Regions from separate parts of the Mus musculus genome. Here region 2 is linked to region 1. A link is a loop called in an ENCODE intact Hi-C map of the cell type or tissue named here. Cell type or tissue: left cerebral cortex. All regions are shown on one strand. Links, peaks and the distances in the headings refer to the core of each region. The heading gives the core; the rest is flanking DNA.

What was found. Hi-C counts contacts between places; a loop is a spot of excess contacts. Peaks named below come from ENCODE experiments on the same cell type or tissue, not always from the same donor. Only the 100,000 strongest peaks of a DNase experiment are listed, where the experiment ranks them.
Region 2: it touches region 1 in a loop (7-fold over the local background); 2 of 42 quality-filtered maps call a loop at or near these places.

The regions. Positions count from the first base shown.
Region 1 is chr14:86,150,227-86,158,570 of GRCm38, reverse strand. No RefSeq gene overlaps it. Among named protein-coding and RNA genes, the nearest start is that of Gm32729, 19 kb to the left of the region's middle. In left cerebral cortex, for the core only: no CTCF peak of the experiment used is centred there; a DNase peak (open chromatin) is centred at 3,695; H3K27ac peaks cover 37 bases.
Region 2 is chr14:84,436,170-84,444,513 of GRCm38, reverse strand. It overlaps Pcdh17 (protocadherin 17), which reads right to left and starts at 951. Exons shown (of 4, transcript NM_001013753.2): 1 at 1-951. Gm32498 (predicted gene, 32498) reads left to right here and starts at 1,110. Exons shown (of 4, transcript NR_168882.1): 1 at 1,110-1,989; 2 at 2,278-2,416. In left cerebral cortex, for the core only: CTCF peaks have their summits at 3,419 (motif pointing left) and 5,949 (motif pointing left); DNase peaks (open chromatin) are centred at 1,802, 3,421, 5,970, 6,228 and 2 more places; H3K4me3 peaks cover 2,013 bases; H3K27ac peaks cover 1,809 bases.

The DNA of each region.
Region 1 (8,344 bases), core at 10-8,009:
TCCAAGACATTCAGTGGATGTGAGAGGGTTCCTATCACATCATATGAAGTGTTAAAGTCAGGATCAGGGTAAAAAAAAAAACCTGACACTTCAAATTGTGGATGAACGCCCTTAAAGAAAGCCAAGTAAGAACACAGCTCAAGTCAGTTCTCTGTCCTGAGGGATTCACTTTCCTAAAGTCTGCATTTTTTTTTCTTTCTGTCCAGATCTCAAGAGTCATCACAGAGGGCGCACCTAACATCCTTGTCTTTTCTGTATCCATTGTGGTTTTTGAATCTACCTAATTGTGCTCTATGAAATGTGCTATTCAACAAGCATGAATACAATTCCGATATCCTTTCCCCGTTTGATCAGTTTGGATCTGCAGAGAATCATCTTTATTAACTCCAGCATCCCACAACAGCCTGCATTGTCATTATCGATGACATTTTACCTTCTTTTTTTTTCTTTTTTTTTTTTTGTCAGATCCTTTTAGAAAGCATTCATGGTTGAATCAGTTTTATCTACAGTTGAATTGAAAATGTGCTGGGTGCGCGTTAAACACATTGTGAGAGTGCAAATAGGCAGCATTTCCAGATTCCCTCTGTCCTTTAATTTTGTCAGTCTGCTGAAAAGAGCTATTGATTGTGTCGGAGATGACTTGCTCTTTTGTAAAACTAGGCTGCTTGTTGTTCAGGATTCCATCATCCTCCAGGTTTTGATAAATTCATCTCATGGGGCATGTTTTATTTTTTTCCACTGTTGATTTTAGCTTTACCTGGCCATTATGAGCAAATTCATTTCTCCTGTGTTTTGTAAAATGTGTATTTACACCCACATATGTTAGGATCCTCCCCTATATCATACAGTGGATCTTACAATAACTGAATGTATACTATTTAAACTACACATAGTAAAGGTGTTGCAAAAGAGCTTTTTAAAATGTAAATAAAGTGATGGAAATGTTCCTAAACAGAACACCAATGGCTTATGCTCTAAGATCAAGACTTGACAAATGGGACCTCACTCGTAAGAAGGACACATGCTCAACTATGTTCATAGCAGCCTTATTTGTAATAGCCAGAAGCTGGAAAGAACCTAGATGCCCCTCAACAGAGGAATGGATACAGAAAATGTGGTACATTTACACAATGGAGTACTACTCAGCAATTAAAAAGAATGAATTTATGAAATTCCTAGGCAAATGGATGGGCCTGAAGGGCATCATCCTGAGTGAGGTAACCCAATCACAAAAGAACTCACATGATATGTACTCATTGATAACTGGATATTAGCCCAGAAACTTAGAATACCCAAGATACAAGATACAATTTGCAAAACACATGAAACTCAAGAAGAACGGAGATGAAAGTGTGGACACTTTACTCCTTTTTAGAATTGGGAACAAAACACCCATGGAAGGAATTACAGATACAAAGATTGGAGCTGAGATGAAAGGATCGACCATCTAGAGACTGCCATATCCGGGGATCCATCCCATAATCAGCCCCCAAACGCTGACAGCACTGCACACACTAGCAAGATGTTACTGAAAGGACCCTGATATAGCTGTCTCTTGCGAGGCTATGCCGGGGCCTAGCAAACACATAGGTGGAGGCTCACAGATGGATCACAGGGCCCCCAATGGAGGATCTAGAGAAAGTACCCAAGGAGCTAAAGGGGTCTGCAACCCTATAGTTGGAACAACATTATGAACTAACCAGTACCCTGGAGCTCTTGACTCTAGCTGCATATGTATCAAAAGATGGCCTAATCGGCCATCAGTGGAAAGAGAGGCCCATTGGTCTTGCAAACTTTATATGCCTCAGTACAGGGGAACTCCAGGGCCAAGAAGTGGGAGTGGGGGGGGAGGGAAGTAGGGGGTGGTTTGGGGGACTTATGTAGCATTGGAAATTTAAATGAAGAAAATATCTAATTAATAAAACAAACAATCAAACAAAAAACCAAACCAAACCAAACAAAACAAAACAAAACAAAAAAAAAACTGCAAAGCTTCTGTAAAGCAAAGAAAGGACACTGTAATAGGACAAAACAGCAACCAACAGATTGGGAAAAGATCTGTAAAAACTCACATCTAATATATACAATATCTAATATATGCAAAGAACTCAAGAAGTCAGACTCCAGAAAACCAAATAACCCTATTAAAAACTGGGAAACAGAGCTAACAGAGAAGGGCTCAGAAATACCTAATGTTCAACATCCTTAGTCATCAGGGAAATGCAAATGAATACATACCACCCTGAGAATCTACCTCACACCAGTCAGAATGGCTAAGATAAAAAACTCAGGTGTCAGCAGATGGGTACAAATGCTTTATGGTCCTTTGGGAGGGGTTAGAAATGTTAGGAATGCCACCTCAATACAAAACAATTTTTTCTTCAGTGTCTACTATTTGGGAAACCATATGAAGATGAAATAGAAAAAATAATAACATTCCGTATGACAGAATGTAAGACATTCTGTATTTTCACTTAGTTATTCATTCATTTGATAATATTCACAAGAATCTGCTGAGTGCCCTAAAATAAGAACAAGAAAACAATACACTTATTTCTGGGAAGTACATCAAGAAATGATAAGCAAAAGAAATATAGACATTCTATGGACAGCATCTCATCTCTTATAAGTTCTATTTTCAAATGTTTATCATTATTAAATTTTTAAATATTTCATTTTTATTTTGAATTATATGTATGTGTTTGTGTATGGATATGTGCACCTGAGTGCAGGCACTCCTGGAGGCCGGAGGTATAGGCTTCTCTAAAGCTGAAACCCAAACAGGGTGCTGGAAGTCAAACTTAGGTCACCTATGAGAGCAGTATGTGCTTCTAACCATTGATTCATGTCTGCATTCCTCGAGGTCATCTTCCTTCTTACCAACTCTACAGCTCACTTATTTGGACATATGTTTCACGTCATGAAGAATCTTACATATCAATCTGGGTTGAGAAATTTAATGTTAACTTGATGAAATTTCCAAACATTGGTTATTGATGGGGATGATTGAATCAATAAAATGATAAAGATTATTTCTTTTAAGCCTATAGTATCCCAATGAAAATATCTGGCTTAAAAATTAGGGTTACCATAAATATATTGGAATTTATTGCCACAGGTGATAGAAGAGGAGGTTTCATACCTTCTGGGCAATAAATAGCTGACAAAAATAACAACCTTTGCTTTGAAATTATATATTCAATTTCAATTATTCAAATATAATAAGAATTTTACTAAGTTGTGAGATCTTGTTTATAATATTTGACAATATTATTTTGCCTGTCTTTACTTTAATAATGCAGTCTAAGGGTGACAGTGTACTTAGGAAAACTTGTAGAATTATATAATTATTTAATAATTTGATTAATTAAATTTTGCCTAAAGCCTTAGTTAGGAGTAGAAGTATAATTTTTTAGCACGTGAGATTTTAGAGTACTGTTGTTGCTTAGTTTTGTTTTTCTTCTCCACAGGAGTCGAAGCAACCCATTGATTTAATTACACTGGCAAAGATAGTAAATTATTTTCATGGCTTTTATCATTCTTTCTTATTTTGTTTACATGAATAAACTTATTAAGACATTTAATTTGTGAGTACAAAGACTCCCATAAGCCACTCTTTGGAGCCTCCATCTCTTAGCTCCTTTGTGAAAGTGTAAAGTCCGCACAGCTGCTTTGGAGATATAAAAAGCTCTGATTTGTTTGAAAAAGCTTCACTGTGCATAGGCAATGTTTAAGGAGGCTTTGGCAAAATAAAATGTAAAAGCTTTAAAGCAGCCATACAGATTCTGTCAACTGAGGAGTGGATCCAAGATGGTGGAACGCATTGGAAAACTACCCAGTGTGGCTCAACAGTCCCTTCATGAAGTGCGACTGACAGCTGGGGTAGTCATGTTAATATCCACAGGGTCCTTATTGACCAAAGATTAAATTCAGCCATTGCCATCAGGGTCTTCCAAAATGCTTCTGAGATTAATTACTGCAATATCCCAGTTTAAGGGGAAAAAAAAAAAAAAGCTGTAATGGCTCAGCTGTGTGTATTTGACCATTATATTAAAAATTGATTTTGAAGTGATGGGAAAGTCTTTATAAATGTGACAGAGAATTAAAATTATATAGCCAAATTTTATCTTATGTTTAGTGTATTTTCTACTTTTAAGTAGAAATAAGAGTTTGTCTTCCTTCTTTCTTCTCTTTGAGAGAATTATACTATGTACCAAGGATATTTAACTAACAACAAGTAAGTAAATCAAGTGAGTTTCCTTGTTCTATTTAGCTGAATGTTGAGTTACGCTTTTCACTATACATTGGACAGCATAAAAATCAAAAATGAAGAGACTAAGTCCTTGCCTTCAAAGAGCGTATGCTCTCATTAAAAGTGAAAAATAAATGTATACATGAATAATTAAACAGCAATCAGATGAACTGTAACAATGAGATCTTTGTGATAGAAAATGCAGATAACTACATGTTAAAATGATTCACGTCGATGTAACAATCTTAGATTTTCACAGTAGGAGAAGAAAGTGCTAAAAAGAACATCAGATTTCAAAGAAATCAGGATTTAGTGTCTAGCTCTACTACAGGACAATTTGACTTGCCTTGATTTCCCTGAGATAATACCTACATTTAAGAGTTTCTTTTACCACTGAGAAAGTAGTCAAATGCCAGGCTTAATAAATTTGGCACTGCCACTTTTTTCTTTTTCAAATGAGACAAATTCTCCCCGAGTGCATTAGAATGTGTGGGGTGTTAATATCTACCCTGTTGTTAGGCATTTAGCATAAGTCATAGTCTTTTCTTAGAAGTTATGTGTTTAATTTCAATTACTCATGAAAATGAGGAGGAGGGATATGAAGACTTGTGCAGTTTTATAAACCATTCTTTGCCCATCTTGGTGTGTTAGTCACATTTCTGTCATTGTGCAAAAAGGTAAGCTGTTGTGTTTCTGCTCCTAGTTTCAGAAATTCATTTTGCTTGCTTGGTTCCTGCTGACTTCACCTTGAGGAAGACATGAAAATTCTCCCAGGGAGCGTATGACAGAGCAGAGCTGCTCACTTGTTAATGTTTCAGAAGTGAGGCCAAAAAAGGGAGCAAAAACCACACCATTCTCCATCACAGGCTGTAATGAGATAATGGCCAACGTCTAGGCTCTGACTTTGAATCAGTTGGTGAATCAGTGTTGGCTCATACTGCTTGTTCTGAAACTTAGAGACTGAGAATCCAGTGCTTAGAAATGTCTATAGTAATTTGATAGGGCATTCCCCATCTGTTGAATTAATCATAAAATCAGAAGATTGAATGTTCTCATGTCTATGGATTTATTTTCTTCTAAAATGTATTTTTATTGAGTTTTACAGTTTTATTCATTTATAATTAGATCTTCATTTCAAGTAATTTGAGAAGTTGCATTATAGTAGATAATTACACTATTTGTAAGTTGATATGGAAGGCAATTTTAAAAAATCAACTGTGCAGTTTACTCTGTTTTTTTGGACTATGGTGTATATAATATGCTTTTGTCAAGATGATGCTGGAAATTAGGACTGAGAGGATTACATAGGGCATAGGGTATGTCTGTAACTGCTTATCTAGGGGTTTAGGGAGGCACAAAAAAGGTGTGTGTGTGTGTGTCTGTGTGTCTGTCCTTTTGTATGTATGTACATGTGCCTATCAGTGTCAATGAAGGGAGTCAGAACTATGGTATGACAGGAGGATGAGAGCTACCAGATATAAATGTGAATCAAATTCAGGTCCTCTACAGGAACAGCAAGAACTCTTAACGATAGAGCCATCTCCTCAACCTCCGAGAAAAGGATTTTCTCTTTTTACAAATGTTTTAGATGAGAGGAAAACTTGCAAACACATCAGCGAAGGTTTATTCATACAGAACCTCACAAGAGCAAGAAAATAGCAGCTGTCAAACAAACAACACAGAAGCAAGCCGCAAGCCCTCTGCATCCTTACAGAATCCCGAATATGTTAATTCAGACTGGCTCATGCTACTCAGGTAAATAGCAACCAGCAGCATTTCCTTCCCAGGTGGTTCATATGCCCCATTCCTGAACTGTGGTAAATAACTGGAGGGGAGTGAGGACCACAGAAGAGACTTCTGGCCCTGTGAGTAAACTGGGCTAGAAGGACATCAAAGCCATCTACAAACATGATGTGTGCATCCTGCTTGAAATGCCTCAACTTCGGGCTGTGTTCTCTGACTTGTTCAGGTGAGTATGTATAACTGCATGAGTAACAAGTACCAAAACATATCTGAGATTAAACATTAGGAGCTCAAGGTAATTTATTTTTCGAATTGGTGATGGAAAGTCAAGACACTGCAAGAGCGCATGTGATACATAGGCAGCAATTATACTGTCAACACCTGCTTGACCCCACTTCTTCCTACGCAATAAAAACACTTGCTGGACAAAATAACCTATTTGCCAATTCCATTCAAACTTTCATTTAAAAATTATTTTTGTTTTTTATTTGTGTGTGTGTTCATGTGTGTGTAGATGCCTGTGGAGGACAAAAGAAGGTGTTAGATCTCCTAGAGCTGAAGTTGCAGACACTTGTGAGCCTCCTAACATGGGTTCTGAGAACAGAACTCATGTTCTTGACAAAAAAGAGCAAGTGCTCTTAATCCCAGAGTCATCTCTCTGATTGAAAGACAGACAGACAGACAGACAGACAGACAGACAGACAGACAGAAAGAAAGAAGGAAGGAAGGAAGGAAAGAAGGAAGGAGGGAAGGAAGGAAGAATATTCACCCAGTGGACTAGTATTAAGGGCATTGGAAGGCAATGACTGGGTCAGTTTGTAAAGGAAGGACTGCCTTAATAAGGAAAACTTCCCTAATGTTGGTTGCTCCTTCCAACCAACACCCTTCGCCCCCAAAAAGAGCCCAGTGTTACTTGGCTACTTGCTAGTCTTTGTTAATGTGAAATTCTGCTACAGCCAATGTGTGCCAACTCCAGCTTCATTGGCTTTCTAGTGGCTCTTCTGGGAACTAGCTTTAGGCTCTAGCAAGGTTTAGCAACACTCAGGTGTCCCATTTCATGGCCTGAATAGTTACTTGTTTCTCAGCCTCTCCAGCGTACAGACAGATATTGTTGGAATAGACAGGTTCTGTCCTTTTACTCAATCTAATACATCACTTTGTACTATATACATTTTATTGGTTTTATTCCCATGGCAAGTCCTAATATACTAAGAATGCACATGGAATTGATTGTGTGCTTATAAGCATAATTCTTCAGAGGTGATGGAATTACTATACATGAGAACAACCAGGTGTTGGTAACTTAGGCATCCTGCCTTACAGACTTTGAAATATAGAGCTGATACCGGGACTCTGTTTATGTGATTTTGGATCCTAAGTTCTTTTTTTTTTTTTATTCTTCTTCTATTTTCCATAGTCCCAAATTCAGTGCCATTAAACTTTTACTGATTTTGTTTATTCAATATGTAATTTCAAGTATTTATAGATTTCTAAATATATAAGTAAATAATGAAAAAGGAGCATGAAAACATCTGACATATACATGATAAAAATACTTGGTTAAAGTCATTGTTTATTTTTTGCAAATGTCAATTTAACATCATTAGCCCAGGAATAACTTAACCATGTGAGAAGAGTTGCCGGTATTCTCTCATTACTTCCTTCCCTGTACTGAAGGACTGGATGGGATGTGAAGTGTGGGATGGAAGTAGACACTAGGAGAGGAAGCATAGCACAGAACTCAAGTTGGTGCATTTATAGTCTCCTATAAATTGGCTCTTGCTTGTGTCTCTCTTCTGTACTAAATGATGAATTCTGTTTGGGATAAGGGATTTCTCAGCATCTGGATATTAGCTTCCCTCTGGACCTAATTTTACCTCTGTACTGAATATTGCCAGCTGGAAGTACTAGAGGGAATCTCAATTCCTAGTTAAGAGTAGTAATGTATGGGCAACAAGCCCAGAGCTCTCTTTCCCTTGTGAAATGGCACTCATGGGGTTTTGCCGCAGGTGCCCAAAAACTTGAAGCAGCTGCGCATTCATGGGACATTTGGTGGGGACACTTCCCCTTCTGAAGAAACCACAAATCCTTTTTTGGGCATGTCTTAGTCTATATAGAAAATTACAGTCAAATCCACCAAACTGGGTGAGGTATAAATATGAAGGAATTTGTGAAGGGTGGTGATGCCGGCTTAGAAACCTAGCTGCTTTGGAGACTGAGGCAGGAAGATTGTAAATATAAGGTTTGCCTAGAATAAAGATCAAGATTACGCCCTTGCTTGGCACACTTAGTAAAATTTTGTTTCAAAACATTAAGTTCTAAGAGAGATGGCCATAGCACTTACTTTGA
Region 2 (8,344 bases), core at 24-8,023, 1.7 Mb after region 1:
AGCTGCAGCCACCGCGGTTCTGCCAGGGCGCCCACCCGGGGAAACTACCTCCTCCACCTCCGAGGGGAGGTTAGGCACGGGTTGATCTACACATTATTTCCGCTTCTCCCAGCGCCTCGGTATACGGGAATGACACATCCAGAAATGCAGGTGTTCTCATCTGCGGGATGAGTCAGAAGCAGCGGAACGAATCGTATTCACTCTCCCCTCACGGTCCTCCCTTCGCAGTCCTTAGTTGAGGCTTCTTCTTAAGGCTTTCTCTGACCACTCAATAGGAAAAACAAAAACAAAAACAAAAAAAAAACAAACAACAACAACAAAAAAGCCGGAATCACGTCGGGGGTGGGGGAAGAAAAACGAGAAAAAGCGTGGGGGGAGGAAGGCAAAGCTGAATCCAGGAACACTTTTACTCTACCTCTTTCGGCCGGAGTCCGAGGCTCTGCAAAACAAGGCGTCTGCTTTGCTTACGAATATTTATTTGTTTTTTAAAAAAAACCTTTCCACTTGGTTAGGCGTGAGATGCCCCCAAATCTCTCAGTCTTAGGGGTGGGGGCACGTTTCCAGTAATGATTCACAGCTTAGCCCAGGATCATAGTTCAAGATTTTCCTCCCAACGGTCTCTGTTCACAAAGTCCAGCATCGGTGTGCATAGCTAATTGTGCAGTCTGTTGTGGAGGTTTTTTTTAAATTTTAATTCCTCCTTTTTTTTTTTTCTGTCACGAGTGGTCTCTTTCAGTCTAGTGCGGTGCCTGTCAGGATCACCCCAAAGCCTGAGAAAGACGTGCAGGTTTCAAACCGAATAAATCCATCTCCGCCAGCCAAGACGCGGAGGAAATGGAAGGTGAAAAATTCAATTCAACAGTTGGAGTACCGTCTCCGAGCCGCCCTCCTCCGCTGCGGCAGCCGCCGGGCTCGCAGTCCGGATTCTCTCCCCAGCGTCTCTTGCTGACTGACTCTATTCACCTCACGCCGCCGCTTAAACATTGATACTGATTCTCTGCCAGCCAATCGGCGTGGGGAGCCAGACCCTGCCTTCTCGGCCCACGCCCAATGGGAGGCGGAGAAACGGCAGGCGGGGGCGGGGCCAGCAGCCCCAGCTCTTTAGAGTCATTGACTAGCTTGAGTCCGACCGGAGAGCATCAAGGCCCGCAGAGCCCGCGCTAAGTCTCGGCGGCGGCGCCCAGGGCTGAGCCGTGGTAGCCCTGGTGTTTAGAGGGTGTCTTCCTCTAGAAAGAGAAAAGTTTGGCAGTGATTTGATTTCAACTGGGGATAGGATGTAAAGCCAGGCGTGGGGAATCACCGTATACTTTGCAGAGAGAGGCAGCTGCGGTCTTCCTGGTGCCTTCTAGTCCACACACCAACCCACGTCGTCAGCTTACACACAGACACACACAGACACACACACACACACACACACACACACAAACACTGGGCCAAGGGAGTTGCGGATTTTCTGACTCCTTGTGCACTCATCTGGAGGTGCGGAGTGGGTGCGTGCGCGCGCATGCGTGCGCGCGCCCGAGAGAGAGCGAGAGAGAGAGAGAGAGAGAGAGAGAGAGAGAGAGAGAGAGAGAGAGAGAGAGAGAGCGTGTGTGTGTGTGTGTGTGTGTGTGTGTGTGTGGTGTATGTACGCGTTTTCTCACGGTGGGATGTTTATTTCGGTGAACGCCAGGAAAGTGCAGTGTTAGAGATCTGTCTGTGCTAGCTAGCTCGGGAGCAAACACGCCGCAAGCAACTGTAATCAATATGTAACTTTCTTCATCCTCAGAGAAATCCCCGCTGTCCCCAGGCACCCATGCAAGGAAAGTCACTTGATTATGAAAGTGTTTCAGAAGAAAAGCAGACGCCGGTGGAGAGAGAGGCAGTGTCTCGAAGGAGGGAACAAGCCTCTCTTAAGACATGTTTTGCAGCTCCATGAAACTGAAATCTGGTTGAACAGTGTTTAGACTTCTACCTTTTAACCATCTCCTATCACAGCCCACATTCAAGGTAATCCAATGTCCCTTAATGTCCCTAGCTTTGGTGTCTAATTCACTTCTGTTCATCTTACTAAAATTCCAAATAGCAATTTGATATTTTTTTCAAATCAAATAGCATTGCTAATATGTATAAAGTCTCCTATTCATAGAAGCTGAACTTAGGCAAGAACTTATACCAGATTGAATGATGTTTGTTTAAATATTCTCTCTCTGTCTCTTTGTCTCTCTCTCTTCTTCCTCCTCTTCCTCTCCCTCCTCTTCCTCCTCCCCCCCCCCATTCTAAATTTCTCATCTCCAGCTTTAGAATCTCAAAGCTTGCTTTTGTCTGAACTGCTTTCACAAACATCCACAAGTTACGATCAGTTTTGGTTCTGATCTAGCAGTTCTGGAGCAGAGTTAAGAGGGACAAAGGAAAACAATCCGTTGAAATAGAGAAGGTGAGTATTTTGATTGCGACAGTATTGATTGTAGTTCATAAATACTGAAGTTAAGTTGCCATTTATAAATTGTGAATGACTACTATAAAAATATGTAACATGAATCATTCAGAATTTCAAAGAAAATCAAATCCAGACCAATTACAAGAATGCTCTGAATATTGTTTTGGGGATACTTGCTTAAAGGTTCAGATCAAGGAGCTATTAATTTCCCAGAGCTTCAAGGAGATAACATATAGTCTGATTTTGCAGTCTGGTCTCATTCCAAATGTACCATTCCCTTGAGAGACCAACAGCTCAAAAATTCAAAGAGAAGATCTTTTTAGTCAGACCTTCAAATTCAAAAATGTTCCTTTCTTGTCTTCCCTAAATAGGTTGTTTAGCATATATGTTTGTAGTCCACAGAGGACTCAGTCTTGCCAAAGTAAAGGCTGTTTTGCTAAGTTGTCTTTAACCACAAAGTCTTATATAGCCATAGCTTTCTTTATGTCTCTCTGGTTAGAAATATTGGTCCAATGCATGTGCTTTGGAAGTTGATTCTTGTAATCTTTATAACCAGAAACTGCCTATGGCATAGTGAACACACATTCACACATTCATTTATCAATTTTTATTTTGTATCTCCCTCTCCTCGCACCCTGCCTGAGTTCTAAGGATAAACACCAGCACTTTGCAAAGCTAAACAAGAGCAGTAGCTCTTAGATATATCTTCAGAAACACTGTGAATTACCTTTTAAAAACGACCACTTTAAGCTTATTTTAATCGCATAGTAATTAGACGTCTTTGACTTTCACTATGGTGCAAAAATAAAACAATAAAACAATTCCAAGGAAGGCTGGGGTGTATTGATTAGGCTTAATTCAACATAGTGCTATGCAGTTGAAGGGAGATTGGAAACACAATGCCTAGGAAAGGTCTTGGTGACAGGAAAAATATATCCTTAGAAGAATACATTTGCTTAGACTCCCCCTCCCCAGAGTAATTATGCCACACCGCCCCCCAGTGTTTGCTGAAAGAACTGTGTGTATATGGTGAATGCTTTAGGGCATCTTCCAAGAATAAAAAGAACACAAGTATGTTTCTTATATTTCTTGTTGCTGTAGTATCCGACATGGTTGTTGAGTACTGACATGTATCCTAAGTAACTATTTGTAGTGATGATTTATACCTGTTTTTTTTCCTTAACCAGCAATGAAACTGACTGATAGCTTAGTACAAGTTGTTTGGCTTATTTCCAATCAGTTGTGACAATCACATTTAACTCTAAAAAGAAATCGTTAAAGGTTTTCAAAGTCTGTCTTTTTCTTTCTTCCAAGCATATTTTGTGTTCACATCATATTTATTTAAAATTTTCTTATTCATTATCTTAAAACTATTGAGCTCCACTGGAATAGAAAAGATGATGTAAGTGTATTAGGTAGTTCAAAAGCATCACGGCTTTGTAGCATTGAAGGCCGTGTCTCATACTCCACCAAGCCAAGGAGTTCAGAAGTCTGTCATGACCTGCGTATACTAAAGCAATGTCAGAGTTTTCCAGAGCAGCTGGGTTGATAATCAGTGTTTGTAGTTTCAAACCAGATTCAACTCTAATCCAACACGTTACCCTTCTCTATGTAAATTCATATATTCTGACCATCTCAAGATCTAGTTTGCTTAGCTACAATCTATGTGTGACCACTCACTGAGAACAAGTCTTGTAAAAGACTTAACATTTGATTAATTAATAAAATAGGGTGGGTAAGTTGAGTTTAAAGGTAAATTGATTGATGCATTGGAATTACTTTAAGTTTGCTTAGCTAGAATCTATGTGGGACCACTCACTGAGAACAAGTCTTGTAGAAGACTTAACATTTGATTAATTAATAAAATAGGGTGGGTAAGTTGAGTTTGAAGGTAACTTGATTGATGCATTGGAATTGCTTTAAATATTGCAGGTTCATTTTATAGGCTAATTAATAAAGAGGAGCAAATACTGCTATGTCGGTCTCATAATTGACTTCACAGAATTAAGGAAAAAATCTCAAAATAGGACTTCATGGAAGTTTATATAATTTATGTAACTTCAGCTCAGAGACACTCTTTAAGAATGCATAATTATGTGTTTTAGATATAGTTTTAAGAGTTTATTCCTGAAGCCAGGATCACTGCTATATAAGTCTCCTGTAATTTATCCTGCTTTGCTATAATCTTAAACTTAATAATATATAACTCTGAAGGAAACGAAGCTGCCATTTTCTGTACAGCCATTACTTACATGATTAAAAAAAACATTTTTATATTTCTGTCTTTATCATTTCATTATCTGGTTTTGTGCAGTAAATTTTGTATGAAACATTTCAAGCCAAATTTAATAGCATAAGGCTTAAATAGCAGGAAACCAAAACCATATCAAATTCAAATTCTCAAAAGCATGAAGTATTGTGTTTATAGCTAGTGCCTCTCCTCTTTTAAAGACATCTATGACTCCCATCTTATATTACTGTTGACTGTTTGCTGACTTTAGTCAAAGCACTGTCTTTTAACCAGTGATGAAACCACACTACTCCCAAGTCTTTCTCCTTCCTCAATGATGAATATAAATTAGATAGAGCAATGTAAATTAAATGTAAATTTTATGCTTCAGGAAAAATGTTTTATAATTTAAATATTTTAAAAGAATTCTCTCATACTCAATACATTCTAAATGCATAAAGTATATAAAATTAGTAATGCAAATTAAATATGAAATTTGTCCACTTTTTATTAAAATTATGAAAAAACCACTATTAGGAAAATTTAAATTTTCTTCTAAATAATATTTCTGTTAGAGTATGTTACAATATGATAGCATATGCAGGTATATGTATTTTCCTTACTACAATGTTAATAATGGAACCATAGGATTAACTCAGCAAAGACATGCAAACTAAACCTGTGAGGAATTCATTCACAATTCACAAAATGAATGAAGTAAACTTAAAACCAGCATCTGTACATTTTCAGTAAATTCTAAAATGTATAGGTAAGAAGAAATATTGGTAAATTAATAATCAATGATCAACTGAAGTACTCTAATGCATCTTAGGAGAAATATTCTGAGTTTTAGAGACTAATTTAGAATTTAAGCATAAAATTTCTTTATTTAAAATTTACAATTAAATGCTCTTTAGTATGAAATAGTTTTGTGTGTGTATGTGTGTGTGTGTATGAGTGTGCGTGTGAATACAGGTGAGTGTGAATATGTTTATGTTAAGTTGATAAAATAAGCTGCCACGTTTTAAAATGCATATTAATATATTATTTGATGTGGAGAAACCCCCAAATGTTACTCCATGCCAAATCTATTAATACATATTAAAAGGGGATTTAGGTTAAATTGTGTACATTAATATTAACATAACGTAACATTACTTTCATCACAACAGATTACAAGTATCATATTTATGTTTTTTTTTTTTTTTTGTCTTGCCAGCCAAAAAGAGCAAGTTACACTAAATCCATTATCTCAACACTCATGCCCCATAAGAAGTTACATACTGGCTCCCCCTTGTGGTCAGTTTGATAGACATTCGCGTATTTGGAAAATTTACTGCATTAGGAAAATTAGATTTATTTAATATTTTTATATTGCTCTGTGAAACGCAGAGCTTATGAGTGAAATAGTTAATCTATAGATGTGCCTGCTAGATCATTAAATTGATTGACACCGGGAAAACAAAGATAGTATTTTGATTTAACGCACTGCACAGCAATCTCATTATTTTTTTAGAGTTACACATGTTAGGGCAGTGCTGACTGAGGCTGGGAAACCAGCCCTTGGAGGGGACCCGGGAAGTTCAATTCAGTAGGTGGCACTCTTTCCTCAGAGTCAGTCTTACACTGGTGACCTGAAAAGATGTTTCAAACCGCTGTGTCACAGGAGGTTCCGCCTTTCAGGTGTGGCTGACACCAGATGCTTATGATCAGTAATGGTTCTAGCCGTTCACACGTTTCTAGCCATTATTCTAAGATAGTTAGCCTGCTTGTTAGATAGCTATCATAGTGAGATCAATGAGAAGAATACGCTAGAAGTAGCTGAGCTCTCAGGAAAACAAATAAGTGCTCTACAAATCCTCTGCATTTTAATTATCATTATGATCGTTAACCTTCCCAAGTTTCTGTGACAAGGTCTTACTTGGGTAATTATGGCCTCCTTATGTAAATTCCTCTTTCAGTGAGCTATGAATATTATTTCCTCTCATCTTTAAAAAGGCTAGAAACATTTCAGTTACAAACCAACTGCTGTCAAATAGCTTTAGTCTGTTACTCAGGGCACAGCATACTTTTGCTTTAAGTAAAGCACCTTTATATAGGCTTCTCCCTGTCTGTAGTCAGGAAAATACTCTGAGTTCTTCTCAGTGATATTTTTGAAATCATATTAAATTAAAAAAAAAATCAATGAAATGAAACATCATTAAAATTCACTAGGTGAATTGATTTTTTTTTTTTTGTAGCTTCTGAACTCAGATACTTGAAGATTGTCCTATCTTTATGAATGAGAAAACCTAGTAATATCTAGGGAAAAGGGCATAAGCCATCCACAAATTACCCACACAGATAGAAATGGAATGACCTCCAATTTTAATTCAGCACTGAAGAGTTTAAATTCTTATTAAAAAAATAAGTGAGATATCTTTATTTGTCATTCAAATGATGCTTAGAATCTTGGTATGTGACAACTGTAATTTAAATATTAATCAAGAAAGTTTGAATGTATGTTTGATTGTAAACTTACAGAAGAAAGTTGTATTGGCCATTCTTCTCAAAACAATACAGATTAAATTTAGACACATAGTGACTATACTTTGATGAGCCTGGGTGATCTACTTTCTCTTTCCTGAAGGCATAGTAATCACAGAAGTCCATGAAAATCCAAGAGTTTAACATTTATTACACAACTTGGACATTTGTACAATCATGAATTTATACTCTTTTGAAAGCATATCAAGAGCAGTGGTAATTAAACCTATTTGTGACAGTGACCTATTCAGGAAGCCACAGACAGCTACAGAACCCCTTCCTAATATATTTGATAGAGATCTATAATTTAAACGATGCAAATATATTCAAAAACACTGTAAGAAACACATATACTTGATGAGCATAATTGGGAATTATCTAAAACTATCTTTAAACCATTGTGCTGACTTTTACCTATAATTCCATCACTCAAGTGGGTGGTGAAGGCAGGAAGTTCACCATGGCTTCTAGGCCAGTGTTGGCTACACAAATAAGTAAGTAAGTAAGTATGTAAGTATGTATGTAGTTACTAATATCTTTGTTATACTAATATCAGAATCCTAAGAGAGAAAAGTTTGTATAATGCATGTCACTAGATGAAGTATGTATCAAAGGATTACACATTCAGTTTTATTTTCTAACATTTAGAACCAGAAACGTCCTCAGCAGTAGGAAATATAATAAATAGCAGCTATGTGACATACATGAGTAAAGCAAGAGCTTGCCTAGCACGCAAACGTTCTACTTCTTAGTCAGAGGTAGTAGTTGCATCAGCATGATGGTTGAGAGATAGAGACCTTTCTTCCTCACACTGGTTAAAAAATGACCCCATGATTCTCTTTAGTTACTAAGGAAGGGCTCTGCTAGCTGATGGGAACAGGCAAGACAAGAATATAATCAATCATAAAAATTGAGAAGTTTGTTGAGATTTGATCTTTTGCTTATGTTGTAATGCTAAATATTGGGCCCCAAGACCTGGTTGCCTTCAGGGTAACAGAGTCTGTACATACTCAAGTGACATAACCAAGTGACTCTATGAAGCCTTGTCCCTCAAGTTACCCATGACCGGTGAATAAAGATGCCTACAGCCAATAGATGGACAAAAGAAAGACAGGGTCTTGGGTACCAGGGCTTGGGGTCTGAGGAGACCATGAAGGGAGAGAAGAAGG